Linked DNA regions of Homo sapiens: region 2 is linked to region 1. Evidence: chromatin loops called from intact Hi-C (ENCODE). Cell type or tissue: right lobe of liver. All regions are shown on one strand. Links, peaks and the distances in the headings refer to the core of each region. The heading gives the core; the rest is flanking DNA.

The links. A loop is a pair of places that touch in the nucleus more often than their neighbours do. Peaks named below come from ENCODE experiments on the same cell type or tissue, not always from the same donor. Only the 100,000 strongest peaks of a DNase experiment are listed, where the experiment ranks them.
Region 2: a loop joins it to region 1, with 2.3 times the contacts of the local background. A loop is called at or near these places in 6 of 110 quality-filtered maps.

Annotation. Positions count from the first base shown.
Region 1 is chr9:129,322,733-129,325,633 of GRCh38, reverse strand. No RefSeq gene overlaps it. Among named protein-coding and RNA genes, the nearest start is that of LINC02913, 3.2 kb to the right of the region's middle. RefSeq lists an enhancer at 557-1,058. In right lobe of liver, for the core only: no CTCF peak of the experiment used is centred there; a DNase peak (open chromatin) is centred at 1,523; H3K27ac peaks cover 2,500 bases.
Region 2 is chr9:129,557,660-129,560,560 of GRCh38, reverse strand. No RefSeq gene overlaps it. Among named protein-coding and RNA genes, the nearest start is that of C9orf50, 62 kb to the left of the region's middle. RefSeq lists a cis regulatory region at 1,585-1,598 and enhancers at 1,519-1,663, 1,676-2,321. In right lobe of liver, for the core only: no CTCF peak of the experiment used is centred there; DNase peaks (open chromatin) are centred at 1,640 and 2,098; H3K27ac peaks cover 2,335 bases.

The sequences.
Region 1 (2,901 bases), core at 119-2,618:
GGGTTTTCCCATGTTGGCCAGGCTGGTCTTGAACTCCCGCCCTCAGGTGATCCACCCACCTCAGCCTCTCAAAGTGCTGGAATCACAGGCGTGAGCCACTGCACCTGGCCAAGAAGACTATTTTTAAGCAAGGTCTGTGGGGGTCTTTTCAGTGATTTTGTATGGGATGGATCAGTTCTGCAGCCCTGGGTGGCCCCTCTTAGGCCCATGTGTTCACAGTCTGTGGATGTATCCCCCTCTCCTGGGAGATGTAAGCGACTCCAGGGCAGGGACCATGTGTGGTTCACGCTTGTTCCCAGAAAGCTCCCCCAGTGCCCAGCTGCCAGAACTCAAAGTCTGTCTGGGGTCGGGGATGTGTCTCCCCCACCAAGCTGAGCCTTGCTGAAGACCAGGACTCCATCCTGCCCACTGGAGCACCTGGGGCTCAGGCCCACAGCTGGGCTACTGACTTTTCTCACTGTGGGACCTTCAGCCGGGCCTCTTAGCTCCCTGTGCATCTTCCTTATCTGGGAAGTGGCAGTTTCATCTAGTTGCACCTCATGGGGTGGAGGTGAGGATGACCTGGGCTGTGAAGAGGCTGGCATGTCACAGTGCACAGACCTGCCCACAAGTGGGGCCTTGCTGTCTGGCACTCCCCATGCAACGCTGGACACAAGGAAGGTGCTGGTACTGCCTGGAGTTCAGGCAGATGTTTTTCCAAAATAACATTTCTTTCTTTCTTTTCTTTTCTTACAGAGTTTTGCTCTTGTTGCCCAGGCTGGAGGGCAATGGTGCGATCTCAGCTCACCACAACCTCCACCTCCCGGGTTCCAGCCATTCTCCTGCCTCAGCCTCCCCAGCAGCTGGGATTACAGGCATGCACCACCATGCCCGGCTAATTTTGTATTTTTAGTAGAGACGAGGTTTCTCCATGTTGGTCAGGCTGGTCTCAAACTCCCAACCTCAGGTGACCCACCCGCCTCAGCCTCCCAAAGTGTCGGGATTACAAGTGTGAGCTACCATGCCCGGCAACAACATGTCTTAAGTACAGGGATAACAATGGTGTGTTATTGGTGGGAGATGTGAGGGTTTGCTTTTGTTTTTTGTTTTTAAGGGAAAGCTTGACATTTCTCTGCTTTATCCCATTCCCCAGCAGACTAACACCAACCAAGCTCCTGCTGCCGGGACAAGCACTGTACTGAGCCACATATTAATGAACAGGAATTCAGGACATTTGGAAACCAAATTCCAAAGGCTCCAGGGTAAGGAGAGAGAGATGACCTCCTGGGACCCCGCCCTCCTGCCTGAGCCCAGAACCCTAGAAGCCAGTCCCAGCTGCGGACACGTGCCCACGCCAGCCCCCCACACACGGTGCTCTCTGAGTCCAGGCATGCTCATGGTCTTTTGAGGAGAGAGATTGATTGCGTTAGGGACCTTGCACCTACAAAATCCATCAGCCTGTACATGGACGGACATTCGCTCAGGACAAACAAAACCCAGCAAACTCTAATATCCACGTGCAGGGCCTCTCCGGCAGTGAGTGACGGCAGTTTTGGTCTTTTGGCGAGACATCAAGCAAGACACTTTCCATGCAGGAACTCAACCTGTCCCCATTTCACAAGTGAGGAATCCAAGGTTCAGAGAGGTCAAATGAGACTCCCAAGGCCACTCAGTGGCAGGGCCAAGCTCTAACCCTGAGAGTCTCTGATTATAACCCCGGTCTCACCAGGACACCTGCTTAAACCCCTCTGAACCAGGGGTCCCCCAGGAGATAAGCAACAGGTAACAAGTGCACATATGAATACCCAGGCCAGTCATCACATAGTAAGGTTATATGTACTGAGAAAACTTCTCAGAGTGGGAATCAAAGTGACAAAGATGGAAAATTTGAATCAGGTCACGCAAAACCGAGTGACTCTAGAAGAATGCAGCTTCTCTGAGACTGAGCTAACTCTGGCCAACTTTTGCGTGATTCCCAGATAAGCAAGGAAAAGGTTGGGGGGGCAGACAGCAGTTCAGAGGCCTCTCTGGTTTTAGTATAAGGGCCTGAGAATGGGCGGAGGGGGGGAAGACCCAGGCTCTGAGGCTGTCTTGGGCTGGGGGTCTCTTAAGCAACTGTGTGAGGGGGGAGCCAGAAGTGGACTCTTGAGCCAGACAAATCTGATGTTTCTTCCAAGCAAGCCATGTGACCTCTCTGACCCTCAGTCTCTTCATCTGAAATGTGTCCAGCAAAGCTTTATTGACTAGCTGCTCCATGCGGGGCTGATGCTGGGTGCCAGGGACTCAGCAATGAACGGGGGAGACCAGATTGGAGCCCTCACCAAGCTCACTCCTAACGGGGAGACAGCGAATTTGGAGATGAGCAGATTCTGCCATCAGCTCTAAGGAAATAATGCAGGGATGAAATAATCCCTTTCTCGGGTGGGGCTCAGGGTGGGCATCCGAGTCAAGGCTGAGTCCAGCACGGACCCCGGGGTGAGCGCTCAGTCGGCGGAAGCTGCTTTTGAGGCTGCAGAAGTTCTATTACCATAACCTGAGTAAAACGGGGCTGCCTTGGGGGCCAGTCTCATCACGGTGTCACCCTCAAAAAAACACCAGTCTGACATCCCCAAATCATTGAAAAAAAGTTTAAATCTTCCCAAAATCTTTCAAAGAGACACCAAAGGGGAAATGGTTTGCGTACCACACACAAAAGATGTTTTCAAGCCTCTCTGCCGGGAGGTCTCATGGTAGTTGCCTCTGGAATATCTCCCTTCCCGCTCCCTCCTTTTTATCCTTATCAGAGAGGTGGGAGCGCTGGGCCTGGCCCCAGGAGACAGGGGACTGGGCTGGATCCAGCCTCTGTCCTCCCTAGCTGTGGGCTCCTGGGTGCATTGCTTAACTACTCTGTGCCTCAGTTTCCTCATCTTCAAATTATAGCTA
Region 2 (2,901 bases), core at 160-2,659, 230 kb before region 1:
ATAATGCTGGAATATGTCAACTTTTCTCCCACCTCTTGCCACTGATCCAGACCCCATTCCCTCTGCCCGGGTGATCCCTTATAGCTACCCAGGGCTGCGGCTTTGCTCCATTCAAGCCATTTTCCACGCAGCAGCAGCCAGGGCCGTCTTTCCAGAGTGTATTAGGTTGGTGCAAAAGTAACTGTGGTTTTTGCAATTAAAAGTAATTGTAGGCCAGGCACAGCGGCTCATGCCTGTAATCGCAGCACTTTGGGAGGCTAAGACAGTTGGATCACTTGAGGTCAGGAGTTCGAGACCCACCTGGCCAACATAGTGAAACCTGGTCTCCACTAAAAATACAAAAATTAGCTGGGCATGGTGGCACACGCCTGTAATCCCAGCTCCTGGGGGGGTGGGGGGGCAGGGCTGAGGCAGGAGAGTCGCTTGAACCCAGGAGACGACAGCTGCAGTGAGCTGAGATCACGCCACTGCACTCCAGCCTAGGCGACAGAGTGACTCTGTCTCAAAAAAAAAAAAAAAAAAGGAATTGCAAAAACCGCAATTACTTAATAGATCTGACCAAGACTCTCCCCAGGTTCAAACCCCGGCTTCAAACCTTTTGCTCCTTATAGTCTTTTTTTAAAACTCTTATCTGTGGCTCATTGTGTCTCAAGACAGCCAAGCAAACCGAACTGCTAGGAATTTTCCCAATGGAACATTCTCTCTGCAAGTCCTTTGCTCTTGCGGTTGCTCCTCCAGGAGCTCCTGCCTCCCTCTTCTCTTCCCTTCCTTGAGGCTCAGCATGGGAGAGGCCCTGCTGCAGGTGCCCTCTGACCTCTCAGGTAGGGGAGGGGGCCTCTGTCCTCTGCAAACCTGCGCTGAGTGCTCTGGATGGTTCCGTCCCTTGGATTGGGCCTCCCCAAGGGCAAGACCCTGCCTGGTTCACCCTGGCCGCTCATGCAGAGGCCTGCCTAACATAGCTGCTGAATGAATGAATGAATGAATTGAATTGAATAATGGACAAAGCCCAACAGGGAGGGTTAGCATAAAGGGGAGACAGGCCAGGACTGTGGGTCAGCAGACCCTATCCTCCTCCCAGTCCCCCCAGCTTGCTGTGGGCTTCTTTCTAGCTGGTTACGGCTCTGAAGTTCTGTTTTATGCATGACAAAGTGGTCTCCAAGGCATCTGGCTCCAACTGCCACATGCTCACCCATTTCCACAGCCACATGGAGGGAATCACAGTCATGCTGAGCCCATCCTCCTTGGGTGACTGATGGAGAAACTGAAACTCAGGGGTGGGGTGGCTGTGGGTAGGGGAAGAGCTGGACCTAGCGTCGCTCAGCGCTGGAAGCCCACGTGCAAGGAGTGTGGAGAGAAAGGAGTCCCTCATGCCCTGTGTGCTGGAGTGGTGGCCTCCTGGGCTGGCCGGGGCCCTCGGGAGTTGGGGTCAGGACTTCTCCTGTCTGGTCCTTCCCCAGGATTCAGAACCTACCAATAGGGAGGAAGAAGAGCAGGGTCGCTCTGAATGGGTCACATATCCAACTGGGGGAGGACATTGCAGCGGGCAGCTCAAGGTCATCCCGAGGTCAGACTCTGTCCAGCTTAATTATTCATTAACCAGGCGAGTCCAGGCATTGAGTTAATGACCAGCACCAGGCTGGGGCCAGTTCCTCCCCGGAGGGTGGGCGTGACCTGCAAGGTCGGGGCAGCCTGCACCTGAGTAGTTGGTGGAGCATTCCTCCCTCTGTCCCTCCCTCCCTCCCTCCCTCCCTCCCTTCCTTCCTTCCCTCACCCTGTGCCTGGCGATTAGCAGGGCCCTGGAGTCCAGATGGGCAGGGGAGGGGGGCGGGGCAATGGAGACAAGGACAGCTCAAAGTGGTCTGTGCATGGCAGGGATGGCACAGGAGTGCTAGGGAGCCCAGGGGAGACCCCCGGGCAGTGTGGGTGAAATCAGCACAGCTGGTGGAGGGGAGACGTCCCGAGGAGCCCCGCAGGGTCCGTGCAACTGGCCCATATCCCACTGGTTTGGTGCCGTCAGGGTCCTTGGCAGGCTCCCAGCCCACTCCAGCCTGGCTCACCTTTGGCGGCACCCCCTTTTCCTCAGGGCTGTTGCCATCGAGATGACTTCTATCCTTGCTTCCCTTTCGCCGGGGCTCCCTGGGGACTGCCTCCAGTGGCCTGGCCGCCAGGCCACCCCATCCGCTGCGCCTGGCTGTCCTGCAGGGTTTGTGGCCTGGTGGCTGAGGAGGGGACTGAGGGTCCCCGCAGTGGAGGCTGGAGCAGGATGGCCAGAGGACAGTCCCCAGGGGAGTGAGCAGCCAAGGGGAGGGTCCCAGGGGGCGTCGGGGAGAGGGAGGCTCCGAGGACCCGGGCTGGTGGTCTTGTCCTGGCACTGGGACGGGATAGCCTGGGCTTGGGGATCTTGTGTGCTGGGGCCCCGGTATGCACGTGGGAATGGTGGGGTGGGAGAGGAGAGTGAGGCAGAGTTGGATGGAGATGAGTTTTCAGGGTGTGCAGGGTAAGAAGGAGACAGACAGGGAAAAAGCTAGACTGAGCCCCAGCGGACAGGGGTGAGGCGGGGACCACCATGGTGGGGATGTGGGGACAGGGTGTCTCTTTGGAAGGTGTTACGACCCCCCTGACAGCCAGGTCCCCAGCATGGGGGGCCAATCTGGATCCTGACCGGGTGGGCCTAGCACTGGCGCCCCCACTCAAGTAGGAACCCTCGAGAAACCAAGGGGAGAGGGGAGTGGGAGGTGGGCTTCGGGCTTCTGGGCCTGGAGGATGGGTGGTGGGGGTGAGGGTGGAAGCCCTGACCCCAGCCTGGCTGGGGTTGCCCTGGCAGGGGCGGAAGCTGCCACCGCAGCCCTGGGCCAGCCCCACCTCTCCCAACAAAGGCCCAGCGAGGAGAGGGCGTGTTTG